2 separate regions of the Homo sapiens genome follow, and region 2 is linked to region 1. Evidence: chromatin contacts called from ENCODE Hi-C or POLR2A ChIA-PET data. All regions are on one chromosome and are shown on one strand. Each heading gives the region's core, a stretch centred on a gene start or an enhancer-like site at or near the end of the contact. The rest is flanking DNA. Distances are from core to core; before and after follow the strand shown.

Region 1 (6,574 bases), core at 2,807-5,306:
AGCTCATTGAGAAGGGGCCATGATGACAATGACGGTTTTGTGGAATAGAAAGGGGGGAAAGGTGGGGAAAAGATTGAGAAATCGGATGGTTGCCGTGTCTGTGTAGAAAGAGGTAGACCTGGGAGACTTTTCATTTTGTTCTGTACTAAGAAAAATTCTTCTGCCTTGGGATCCTGTTGATCGGTGACCTTACCCCCAACCCTGTGCTCTCTGAAACATGTGCTGTATCCACTCAGGGTTGAATGGATTAAGAGCGGTGCAAGATGTGCTTTGTTAAACAGATGCTTGAAGGCAGCATGCTCCTTAAGAGTCATCACCACTCCCTAATCTCAAGTACCCAGGGACACAAACACTGCGGAAGGCCGCAGGGTCCTCTGCCTAGGAAAACCAGAGACCTTTGTTCACTTGTTTATCTGCTGACCTTCCCTCCACTATTGTCCTGTGACCCTGCCAAATCCCCCTCTGTGAGAAACACCCAAGAATGATCAATTAAAAAAAAAAAAAAAAAAAGAATGTTCCTAGAGCTTTACTCCTAATGGCCCCAAACTGGAAATAATCCAAATGTCCATCAGGAGGGGAATGGATAAATTGTAATATACCCATATAATGGAATACTACACAGCAATAAAAAAGAACAAAGTACTGATACACACAACAGCATGGATAAATCTCACAGGCAGAATATAGAACAAAGGATGCCAGAAGCAACAGACCACATCCCGCATGATTCCATTTACAGGAAATGTAAGCACAAGGTACCTAGTCCATGGAGACAGAGGTCAGAAGAGCAGTTACCTTGTGGGAGGGGACAAGAGGGAACCTCATTCTGTCTTGGGTGGTGATTAGATGAGTGGATGCATTGTAACAAATCATTGAGCTGAATAGTTAAGATTTGTACATTTTACAATAGGTAAATTATGCCTCAATTTTAAAATAAGTTAGAGTCACGTCTAATAATTCAAGCATTACTTATCACAGTCTTACCAGGCATCTACTTCACCCTCCTACAGAATAAATGGCCATTTGCCAAAACCCAAGGGCATGAGTGGGGATCCATGGTCTGGGCCACTAGGTGAAGGTGGTCCTGCCATCTTGTGGACTCCGTGTCTTCTGTATGATGTGCTAAGAACCATGATCCAAGAAGCTCCCAAACCCACAGGCAAATGCAGCTCCAGGGAATCCTAGGAGCCCTACTTCTGCCAAGCAGAGCCCCTCACCATTCACAGGGGCAGCAATAACTATGACAAAAGTGCTTATGGCCAGGTGTGGTGGCACATGCCTGCATTCCCAGCTACTGAGGAGGCTGAGGTAGGAAGATCACTTGAGCTCAGGAGTTTGAAGCCAGCCTTGGCAACACAGCGAGATCCTGTCTCTTAAAGAAACAAAAACAAGGCCGGATGCCGTGGCTCACGCCTGTAATCCCAGCACTTTGGGAGGCCAAGGTGGGCAGAATCCCCTGAGGTCAGGAGTTTGAGACCAGCCTGGCCAACATGGAGAAACCCTGTCCCTACTAAGAATAGAAAATTACCGAGGCATGGTGGCGCATGCCTGTAATCCCAGCTTCTTGGGAGGCTGAGGCAGGAGAGTCACTTGAACCCGGGAGGCAGATGTTGCGGTGAGCTGAGATTGCGCCATTGCACTCCAGCCTGGGCAACAAGAGCTAGACTCCGTCTCAAAAAAAAAAAAAAGTGTACATGGCATTTATCAGATTCCAGGGGCTGTTTTTTTTGTTTTTTGTTTGTTTGTTTGTTTGTTTGTTTTGAGACAGAGTCTCACTCTGTCACCCAGGCTGGAGTGCAGTGGCACGATCTCGGCTCACTGCAACCTCTGCCTCCCAGGTTCAAGTGATTCTCCTGCCTCAGCCTCCTGAGTAGCTGGGATTAACCACGCCCAGCTAATTTTTGTATTTTTAGTATAGACGAGGTTTCACCACGTTGACCAGGCTGGTCTCAATCTCCTGACCTCAGGTGATCCACCCACCTCAGCCTCCCAAAGTGCTGGGATTACAGGCGTGAGGCACCGAGGCTGGCATTTTTTTTTTTTTTTTTTTTTTTTGAGACAGAGTCTTACTCTGTCACTCAGGCTGGAGTGCAATGATGCAATCTCGGCTCACTGCAATCTCCACTTCCTGGTTCAAATGATTCTCCTGCCTCAGCCTCCTGAATAGCTGGTATTACAGGCATGCGCCACCGCACCCGGCTAATTTTTGTATTTTTACTAGAGACGGGGTTTCACCATGTTGGCCAAGCTGGTCTCAAACTCCTGACCTTGTGATCCACCCCCCTTGGCCTCCCAAAGTGCTGGGATTACAGGCGTGAGCCACCGCACTCCAGGGCTGTTGTATATGCTTACTAATGTCAACTCATTTAATCCAGATGGCAATCTCAGGTCAGCACTCACTATCCTTGTCTTACAGATGGGAAAACTGAGGGCTAGAAAGGTTAAATAGCCTTCCCAAAGTCTGTCAAAGTCAGAGTAGGGCTTGGAACCCAAACCTGGCTTTAAAGGCAAGGCATTAAAGCACAGTACTTGACTCTCTCCCAGCATATCTTCCCTACAACAATCTGTGGGGCCTGAATATGAAGTCTTGCTTTGAGGCACTTAGAAAAGCCAGGCAGAGTGTGTGGAGGCTTTATGCTACATCTGAAGCTTAGCACCAGCTGCCTGGGGCCTGGCCCTTGCAGACTTGTGATGTGTGACCTGTAGACCTCAATTTACCAAAATCCAGGAATATTATTATGGCACACTGAACAACAGACTCCTATCCCCACAGAGGCTTCCTGGATGCACATTGGGCCCCAGGGTTCCCCAGGAGACCCCAGCCCCCTGTGTAGCCCATCAGCCAGAGAACTCACCCCCATTATCACACACAGCTGTTTCTCCATCCCACATGCCGTTGGGGCGACACTGACGCACAGGCGAGCCCCGCAATATGAAGCCATCCTCACACTCGAAGCTCACATTGCCACCCACGGGATAGGACCCCAGCCGTGGGGTATAAATGCCATTCTCAAAGGAGACAGGGGCTGGACAGCGCACAGCTGGAGAGAGAGGAAGTGGGTGGGGAATATAGGACTGGATGGATAACACCTGGGCTGGGGATTAAGCAGGTGATTTTATGCTGGAATGCATGGGAATGGTCAACTGGCTGTCAAAACACTGAAATATTAGGTTGCAACATGTGAAATTGCTGTTTTTGGCAACTGATTGAATATTGCCAATTTCACAGAGTCTAAGCGAACTGATTGATAAATAGCCACTTCCCTCAGTCTCCTGAGGGCCGTGGCCTCCCCAGACACTCCCCTTGGGATCCTCAGATGTCTAGAGGACTCCAGGACCATTCAGCATCTGTTCTGAATGGTCACTACTAGGCAGTCAATTGTACATAAAAAGTCATCCCTGGCTTTAGTACCCCACAGTCTCCATCAAGACCTGTTCCCAATTCCTTGCTACTGGCAATTGACATTTTCTGGATATTTTGAAAAGCCCTCTGCAAAAGCAACTTTGCCATCTAGTCAGGTTAAGTCCCACCCTGAGCAACTCCTAAACAAAAGTTCTGGGGTGGCCCCTGGTGTAGCACCCTGAGCAAAGCCCACAGGGAGCCTCACGTTTGCAGACCGCCTTAGACAGAGACCGGGTGGCTCCTGGGGTCTGCCACTGTCCGCTGCTCTTGCACAGCCGTGATGCTGGGGATGGGTACAGGCCCTGGGGGCAGGAGTAGGTGAGAAGGCTCCCAGGAGCCCAGCCATGGCTGAGGGTGAAGGTGCCACCCGAGATATTCACGTTCTGAGGGCAGGAGGGAGCCGAGTCTGCCAGACCTAGAGCCGTGGGAACAAGGAGACAGCAATGGAGAAAGAAGGAAGACACAGATGAGAAAAGGAAAGCAAAAGAGACTGTTTCACACATGGGAATTCAAGCTGGGAGCACCAACCTCACACACAGGACCCTGACGTTCCCCCTTCCCTGCCTCCTACCTGGGTACAGGAACAGCAGGCAAAAAAGAACCATCAGTGGGCCCATGGTGTCCTCCCTAGGGGCGGCGAGAGGTAGAGAGCCGCGGGAGGGAAAAGGTCATCTGACTTCCCGAAAACTAGAGCTGGGTCAGCAGCTGCTTCATTGCTGCCAGAGAAGAAAAACCAGGGAGTGGCAAGGGGGATGGTCTTCTGTTAGGGAAATAATAAGCAGGGATTGGGGACTGAACTGAAGGGTGAAACCTTTGCCCTGTCTCCCTGATGCTAATATATCTATAGGGTCAATAGATCTCCCCCACAGGCTTTGTGTACTGCCCCCACGCTCCACCCACCCATGCGTGCACATGTGCACCATACACGCATGCTCACAAACACGCAGGCAAACACATATTTGGGCTCGTGTGTGCACACATGCACCTTGCTCTTGTGTGAATAGTCAATAGTCTAAAGCACACAAACCCACAAACCATCCAAGATATTGCAAAATATTTCATTTAAGTAAAGTTTTAGTGTTCTTTTGGGTTGTACCAAGTGGGTTTTACTTCCTGAGAGCCTAGAACAGTTCTGTCTTCTTGAAGATAAACTTCCGAGGGGGGTGAAACTAATTTTTTTAGAACTTCTTGATAAATAGGAAGATTGACAATACTTTTTTATTCCCTACAATCCTTCCCTAGAGATAATCTAGGTGGAAAAAATGAAATCAACACTTAGTTTTGGAGACAGGAAAAATGTTTACAACATTTTTACGGAAAGTCTAGTAGATGAAATTCCCAACTGGCAAAGTAAATACATTTGGGGTTGGTTACTCAAAGGAATAAAACTTTTGCGGGGGCTGGGATATGCCTTTAAATCATAACCTACACTTGTATGAAATGCAGGAAGCAAAGAAACTTGAAGCTAGTGTGTTAGTCTCCCTGACCCACAGAAGTCTTTTCAATACCTTTTTGAACAATGTAGGGTAAAAATAAATAAGACCAATAAAAAAATGAACATGAAACCTCTCTGAAGTGATCATTTAGGTTCGTAAAAACCCTTTTGATTTATAAGTGAGTCCTTAGAGAACTGATTGAACCTAGAAGATGGAGGTTGCAGTGAGCCAAGATTGTGCCACTGCACTCCAGCCTGGGCAACAGAGTAAGACTACATCTCAAAAAGAAAAAAAAAAAATAAGACCGGGCACAGTGACTCACGCCTGTAATCCCAGCATTTTGGGAGGCTGAGGCGGGTGGATCATGAGGTCAGGAATTTGAGACCAGCCCGGCCAACATGGTGAAACCCCGTCTCTACTAAAATTACAAAAAATTAGCCGGGTGTGGTGGCAGGGGCCTGTAATCCCAGCTACTCGGGAGGCTGAGGCAGGAGAATCACTTGAACCCGGGAGGCAGAGGTTGCAGTGAGCCAAGATCATGCCACTGCATTCCAGCCTGGGTGACAAGAGCAAGACTCTGTCTCAAAAAAAAAAAAAAGAGTACACAAATTGAGACTCCCCTTGGACAGGGCTAAGTGCATGAAAATCAGGACATCCTGGTGTTAGGGACTCCAAAGTGGCTGCTGTGGCAGAGCTGCTAGTGCCTCCCCTGCCCCTCAAGTATCTTTTCTCCCTCCTTCCACAGTAAGAGATGGTTAGGGGAACACACAGTCACCCAGCTAAAGACCATATTTCCTAGCTTCCCTTGCAGCTAGGTAGCCAGGTGACTTGGTTCTGGCTAATGGGATGTTAGTAGAACTTATGTATGTCATTTCCAAGTTATGTCCCTAAAATAAAAAGGCAGTGTGCCTTTTCTTTTCATGGGCTGGAATATAAACCTAGCGGAGATCCGTCTTCCACCAGGAGGATGAGGGCAACATGCTGGGGATGACAGAGCAAACAGACAGAGGAGCCTGGGTGTCTGACACAGTGTTGATGTCATACCAGCCCTGCACAGCCACTTAGATTGTTACAAGAGAGAAATAAACTATCGTAAAGGTGGGGGGTATTTAAGGATGTTCACAAATACTGTAGCCTTGTCTTCTTTCAATCACATGGTAGGATAGGATTTCCCCAGCCACTTGTTTTAGCCAATAAGATGTGAGTACAAGTGATATGTATCACTTCCTGATGGAAGCTCAATGTAGTCTTCACCCTGCTCTTCCCCTCTGTATGGTAACGTCTGAGATGGTGGCTGCTCCACCAGCCAAGATCCCTGGGTGATATCGAAAGCACAGTACCAGCCGGGCACAGTGGCTCACACCTGTAATCCCAGCACTTTGGGAGGCCGAGGCAGGGGGATCACCTGAGTTCAGGAGTTAGAGACCAGCCTGACCAACATGGTGAAACCCCATCTCTACTAAAAATACAAAAATTAGCTGGGCGTGGTGGCATACGCCTGTAATCCCAGCTGCTCAGGAGGTTGAGGTAGGAGAATCGCTTGAACCCGGGAGGCAGAGATTGCAGTGAGCCGAGATCACACCACTGCACTTCAGCCTGGGTGACATAGGGAGACTCTGTCTCAAAAAAGAAAAAAAAAGCGCAATACTCGGCTGACTCTCAGTGGATAAGTAATATGACCAAAAAATAAACCTTTGTTATTTTAATTCATTGCATTTCTACTAATGCAGGAAAA
Region 2 (6,574 bases), core at 1,701-4,200, 340 kb before region 1:
AAAAAGAACATAAAACTTTATTAAGAACATCTTATACTGTCATCAGATACAGCCAAAGAAAAACGGGTAAACAAACAGGGAAAGTTCATCTTCCCATGTGCTATTGCCACCTCAGAACAGACTCCTGTGTAGATAGCTGGAACAACAGTTGGCAACAAATGCTCTGTATAAATAATTCATTAAGTACACAATGTTTCCTTTCTATACAGAGAAGAATTGGGCTTACAACTATGAAACAAGACTACATCTTTAGGAGCTATTTCTTAATAGAATACAAAGCAGTTTAGTAGCTGTATGTTATTTCAGATAATGTAATTTTTTAATGAAAAATTCAGAAAGGACATTCTAACTTTCCCAATTAGTTAATTTGTACTGTTGAGTTTTTTCTCTCTAAAGATTTCTCAGAATCAGTTCAGTAACTATACTTTAAAAAGATGAGTTGCTCATCTACAGTGATAATTGACAACTTAGTTTTGTGACTTTGCAAATCAAGATGCCTGGGTCATCCCCACTTTTGCTGATTCTGAAAGATTTCTTTAGAAAAACCCTGATTCAGAGAAGCAGGAGTAAGGTGGTATCACACTGTGGTTTTGATTTGCATTTCCCTGATCCTTAGTGATGCTGAGCATTTCTTCATATGTTTGTTGGCCATTTGTATATCTTCTTTTGAGAATTGTCTGTTCATGTCCTTAGCTCAATTTTTGATGAGATTGTTTCTTTCTTTCTTGCTAATTTGCTTGAGTTTGTTGTAGATTCTGGATATTAGTCCTTTGTCAGATGTATAGATTGTGAAGATTTTCTCCCACTCTGTGGGTTGTCTGTTTACTCTGCTGACTATTCCCTTTGCCATGCAAAAGCTCTTAAATTAAGTCCCAGCTATTTATCTTTGTTTTTATTGCATTTGCTTTTGGTTCTTGGTCATGAAATCCTTGCCTAAGCCAATGTCTACAAGGGTTTTTCCAATGTTACCTTCTAGAATTTTTATAGTTTCAGGTCTTAGATTTAAGTCCTTAGTCCTTCTTGAGTTGATTTTTGTATAAGGTGAGAGATGAGGATCCAGTTTCATTCTCCTACATGTGGCTTGCCAATTATCCTAGCACCATTTGTTGAATAGGGTGTCCTTTACCCACTTTATGTTTTTGTTTTCTTTGTCAAAGATCAGCTGGCTGTAAGTATTTGGGTTTATTTCTGGGTTCTCTATTCTGTTCCATTGGTCTTTGTCCCTATTTTTATACCAGTACTATCCTGTTTTGGTGACTATGGCCTTACAGTATAGTTTGAAATCAGGTAATGTGATGCCTCCAGATTTGTTCTTTTCCCTTAGCCTTGCTTTGGCTATTTGGGCTCTTCTTTGGTTCCATATGAATTTTAGGATTTTTTTTTCTAGTTCTGTGAAGAATGATGCTGGTATTTATATGGGAATTGCATTGAATTTGTAGATTGCTTTTGGCAGTATGGTCATTTTCACAATATTGATTCTACCCATCCACGAGCATGGGGTGTGTTTCCATTTGTTTGTGTCATCTATGATTGTTTTCAGCAGTGTTTTGTAGTTTTCCTTGTAGAGGTCTTTCACCTCCTTGGTTAGGTATATTCCTAAGTTTTTTTGATTGTGTGATTTGTTTGTTTGTTTGTTGCAGCTATTGTAAAAAGTGGTTGAGTTCTTGATTTGATTCTCAGCTTGGTCACTGTTGGTGTACAGGAGAGCTACTGATTTGTGTACATTAATTTTGTATCCAGGAAATTTGCTGAATTATTTTATCAGTTCTAGGAGCTTCTTGGAGGAGTCTTCTGGGTTTTCCAGGTATACAATCATATCATCAGCAAACAGTGACAGTTTGACTTCCTCTTTACCAACTTGGATGCCTTTATTCTTTCTCTTGTCTGATTGCTCTGGCTAGGACTTCCAGTACTATGTTGAAGTGGTGAAAGTGGGCATCCTTGTCTTGTTCCAATTCTCAGAGGGAATGCTTTCAACTTTTCCCCATTCAGTATTATGTTGGCTGTGCGTTTATCATACATGGTTTTTATTACATTGAGGTATGTCCCTTGTAGGCTGATTTTGCTGAGAGTTTTAATCATAAAAGGATGCTGCATTTTGTCAAATGCTTTTTCTGTGTCTATTGAGATGATCATGTGATTTTTGTTTTTAATTGTTTATGTGGTGTATTACATTTATTGACGTGCATATGTTAGACCATCCCTGCATCCCTGCTATGAAACCCACTTGATCATGGTGGATTATCTTTTTGATATGTTGTTGGATTTGGTTAGCTGGTATCTTGTTAAGGATTTTTGCATCTATGTTCATCAGGGATATTGGTCTTCAGTTTTCTTTTTTGTTGTTGTTATGTTCTTTTGTTCTTTCCTGGCTTTGGTATTAGGATGATACTGGCTTCATAAAATGATTTAGGGAGGATTCCTTCTTTCTCTATCTTGTGGAATAGTGTCAATAGGATTGGTACCAATTCTTCTTTGAATGTCTGGTAGAACTCAGTTGTGAATCCGTCTGGCCCTGGACTTTTTTTTTTGTAATTTTTTTATTACCATTTCAATCTTGCTGCTTGTTATTGGTCTGTTCAGGGTATCTAATTCTTCCTGATTTAAGGTAGGAGGGTTTTCTCTTCCCAGGAATGTATCGATCTCCTCCAGGTTTTCTAGTTTATGCACATAAAGGTGTTCATAGTAGCCTCAAATGATCTTTTGTATTTCTGTGGTGTCAGTTGTACTATCTCCCATTTCATTTCTACTTGAGCTTCTTTGGATTTTCTCTCTTCTTGGTTAATCTTGCCAATGGTCTATCAAGTTTATTTATCTTTTCAAAGAACCAGCTTTTTGTTTCACTTCTGTATTTTTTTGTTTCAATTTCATTTAGCTCTGCTCTGATCTGGGTTATTTCCTTTCTTCTGCTGGCTTTGGGCTTGGTTCTTGTTTCTCTAGTTCCTTGAGGTGTGACCTTAGGTTGTCTATTTGTGCTCTTTCAGACTTCCTGATGTAGGCATATAGGGCTAAGAACTTTCCTCTTAGCACCGCCTTTGCTGTATCCCAGAGGTTTTTGTAGGTCATGTCACTATTGTTATTCAGCTTGAATAATTTTTTAATTTTCATCTTGATTTCATTGTTGACCCAATGATCATTCAGGAGCAGGTTATTTAATTTCCATGTATTTGCGTGGTTTTAAAGGTTCCTTTTGGAGCTGATTTCCAGTTTTATTTCACTGTGGTCTGAGACAGTGCTTAACATAATTTCAGTTTTCTTAAATTTATTGAGACTTGTTTTGTGCTCTATCATGTGGTCTATCCTGGAGAAAGTTCCATGTGCTGAAGAATTGAACGTATATTCTGCAGTTGTTGGGTAAAATGTTCTGTATATATCTGTTAAGTCTATTTGTTCCAGGGCATAGTTTAAATTCATTGTTTTTTTGTTGGCTTTCTGTCTTAATGATCTGTCTAGTGCTGTCAGTGGCGTATTAAAGTCCCCCACTAGTATTGTGTTGCTGTATATATCATTTCTTAGGTCTAGTAGTAATTGTTTTATAAATTTGGGAGCGCCAGTGTTAGGTGCATATATATTTAGGATTGTGATATTTTCCTGTTGGACAAGAAATGCCACATTTTAAAAATAAAAATTATCAAACTGGATTAAATGGCAATATAAATGTCAGTTGATAGGATAGTTAATACTATACTCAACAATGTAATGAAGAGTAAGAAAGGGCTGGGCTTTGTGGCTCATGCCTGTAGTCCCAGCACTTTGGGAGGCCCAAGGGAAGAGGGGCTGGCTCTCACTCCCCGCATCGCGGGGGGCGCCTGAGATAAGGTGGATCACCTGAGATAAGGAGTTCAGACCAGTCTGGCCAATATGGTAAAACCCCGTCTCAACTAAAAATACAAAAAAATTAGCTGGGTGTGGTGGCGGGCACCTGTAATCCCAGCTACTTCGGGAGGCTGAGGCAGAAGAATCGCTTGAACTCAGGAGACAGAGGTTGCAGTGAGTCGAAGTCACGCCATTGCACTCCAGCCCGGGCGACAAGAGCGAAACTCTGTCTCAAAAAAAAAAAGTAAGAAAGAACTCAAACTTATACGTAGTGATCATGACAATAAGGAATTTTGTCTGTGTGAGCTCTGAAAATTTTATAAAGTTTTTAAATATGGAGTTCATGCTTAGTGATTGAGTTATTTAATGTCAAATGATATCTAAGCATTTATTTTTAACATTTCATTAATCAAGTACACAATATGTATTTAAGGAATTATGATAAAGTAAACCAATCTTCTACCCATATCACTATACCTATTTGATTCATCAAAATTTGTCCTCCCTAAATTCCATGTTCTGCAATGTGTTTAGAAATAAATAGTAAGGCATGGCGCCACACACCTGTAATTCCAGCTACTCAGGAGGCAGGGCAGGAGGATCACTTGAGCCTGGGAGTTTGAAGCCAGCCTAGGCAATATAGTAAGACCCTGTCTCAAAAATTAATTAATTAATTAATTAATTAATAATAACAAGTGGTAGCCTTGCTCTTGGTCAAAACATTGACTTTGGGCTGGGCGCGGTGGCTCACGCCTGTAATCCCAGCACTTTGGGAGGCCGAGATGGGCGATCACAAGGTCAAGAGATTGAGATCATCCTGGCTAACACGGTGAAACCTTGTCTCTACTAAACATACAAAAAAATTAGCCGGGCGTGGTGGCAGGGGTCTTTGGTCCCAGCTACTCAGGAGGCTGAGGCAGGAGAATGGCGTGAACCCGGGAGGTTGAGCTTGCAGTGAGCTGAGATCGCACCACTGCATTCCAGCCTGGATGACAGAGCGAGACTCTGTCTCAAAAAAAAAAAATTTTTGGCAGGGCACAGTGTCTCACGCCTGTGATCCCAGCACTTTGGGAGGCCAAGGTGGGCAGATCACAAGATCAGGAGTTCGAGACCAGCCTGGCCAACATGGTGAAACCCCATCTCTACTAAAATACAAAAATTAGACGGGTGTGGTGGTGCACGCCTGTAATCCCAGCTACTTGGGAGGCTGAGGCAGAAGAATTGTTTGAACCCAGGAGGCAGAGGTTGCAGTGAGCCAAGATCACGCCATTGCACTCCAGCCTGGGCAAGAGAGCAAGACTCCATCTTAGGGGAAAAAAAAAAAAAAAAGATTGACTTTGGTTTATTATTTGATCGAGTTTTTTCCATTAGTACATTACTTATCTATTTATCAGTTACTGGATACAAAAGTTTCTGGAACTGAGTTCCTCACAATTGTTCCTCATAATTGTTTGGATGTAGTCCATTCCAAATAATAACTATCTATTTAAGTCTATTAAGTCTATTTTTTTAAAAAAAGAAAACACCCCTGAATAGCAAAATGACTAACGAAAAATAATAAAATTATCTGAGATTAGTCGTAGATTTTTATCAGCTAAAAACAGAAGGAACTTCCAAACCAACAAAGAGTAGATTAAACAAAGGCAAAAATAAAATGAGAGAATAGAAAATGAGATGAAAAAAGAAGAAAAATTATAGCAGCCAAGTTTAATGAGGTGCTTTGCCAATCACTGAAATGTGTCTGTCCAGCCTAAGAAAAGTTGAAAAGAAAAAAATGGGCCGGGTGGGGTGGCTCACGCCTGGAATCCCAGCACTTTGGGAGGCCAAGGCAGGCGGATCACGAGGTCAGGAGATCGAGACCATCCTGACTAACACAGTGAAACCCCATCTCTACTAAAAATACAAAAAAAAAAAAAAAAATTAGCCAGGCATGGTGGCAAGCACCTGTAGTCCCAGCTACATGACAGGCTGAGGCAGGAGAATGGCGTGAGCCTGGGAGGTGGAGCTTGCAGTGAGTCGAGACCACACCACTGCACTCCAGCCTGGGTGACAGAGCAAGACTCTGTCTCAAAAAAAAAAAAGAAAAAAAGAAATCAGATGCATATCAGTGAACTTTACACCTTTCAGATCTATTCAATGGTGGACTGAATGACTGTGGAAAGAAACATCTTCTTTATCATATGAAGTACCCTGTGGTCCAGTGGCAATTCTGATGAAACCACACTGCTTTGTAACTTATGGACATCTTCATACACTAAATAAGAAAAATTACATTAAAACTAACCACCATCCAATCACTTTTGACTAGGTGTTAAAAGGACTCACATTCTACCTTTTATCCATCCGACAAGCTCCTACTTATTTGCGATTCAGGTCAAATGTCATCTCATTTGTAAAGTCTTCCTAAACACCTACTAAGGGAGACTGCCCTCCACACAGTTCCCAAACCACTTTTATATACCTCAATTATTCTCTGTTTATACGTTTACCCGCTTTACTAGATTCTGTGCACCTGGAGGTGAGAAACCAGATGTTTTTCGTCTTTGTTTCTCCAGAGTTAAGCTTAGCTGGTTCATGAAAATCATTCAAAAATTACTGAAAGAATCTCAGTCTTAAGAGGAAAAAAGTAAACAACTATCATATACAGTAACAAACAGCTTAGGAACAAAATATTACAGGAGGAATGATAATTTCACCCTAATAGAGTGCTGGGATACTTCACAAAAAGATGATATTTGATCTGCTTTGAAGAAGTCAT

Evidence for each region. A loop is a pair of places that touch in the nucleus more often than their neighbours do. ChIA-PET counts read pairs that join two places held with the same protein, here RNA polymerase II (POLR2A).
Region 2: a map of esophagus muscularis mucosa shows a loop between it and region 1 (5-fold over the local background). The contact joins the enhancer-like site here to the promoter of C2 in region 1. A Hi-C loop is called at or near these places in 1 of 168 maps with a recorded cell type or tissue (esophagus muscularis mucosa). POLR2A ChIA-PET finds 5 or more read pairs at or near these places in 1 of 52 experiments (activated naive CD4-positive, alpha-beta T cell).

Annotation. Positions count from the first base shown.
Region 1 is chr6:31,925,199-31,931,772 of GRCh38, reverse strand. It overlaps C2 (complement C2), which reads right to left and starts at 4,056. Exons shown (of 18, transcript NM_000063.6): 1 at 3,975-4,056; 2 at 3,609-3,818; 3 at 2,856-3,041. The coding sequence starts at 4,020.
Region 2 is chr6:32,267,952-32,274,525 of GRCh38, reverse strand. The region is part of intron 1 of TSBP1-AS1 (TSBP1 and BTNL2 antisense RNA 1); the gene reads right to left. Among named protein-coding and RNA genes, the nearest start is that of TSBP1-AS1, 16 kb to the right of the region's middle. Within about 2 kb of position 2,950, at least 3 of the 41 ENCODE cell types and tissues checked have a DNase peak (open chromatin) inside an H3K27ac peak, as active enhancers do.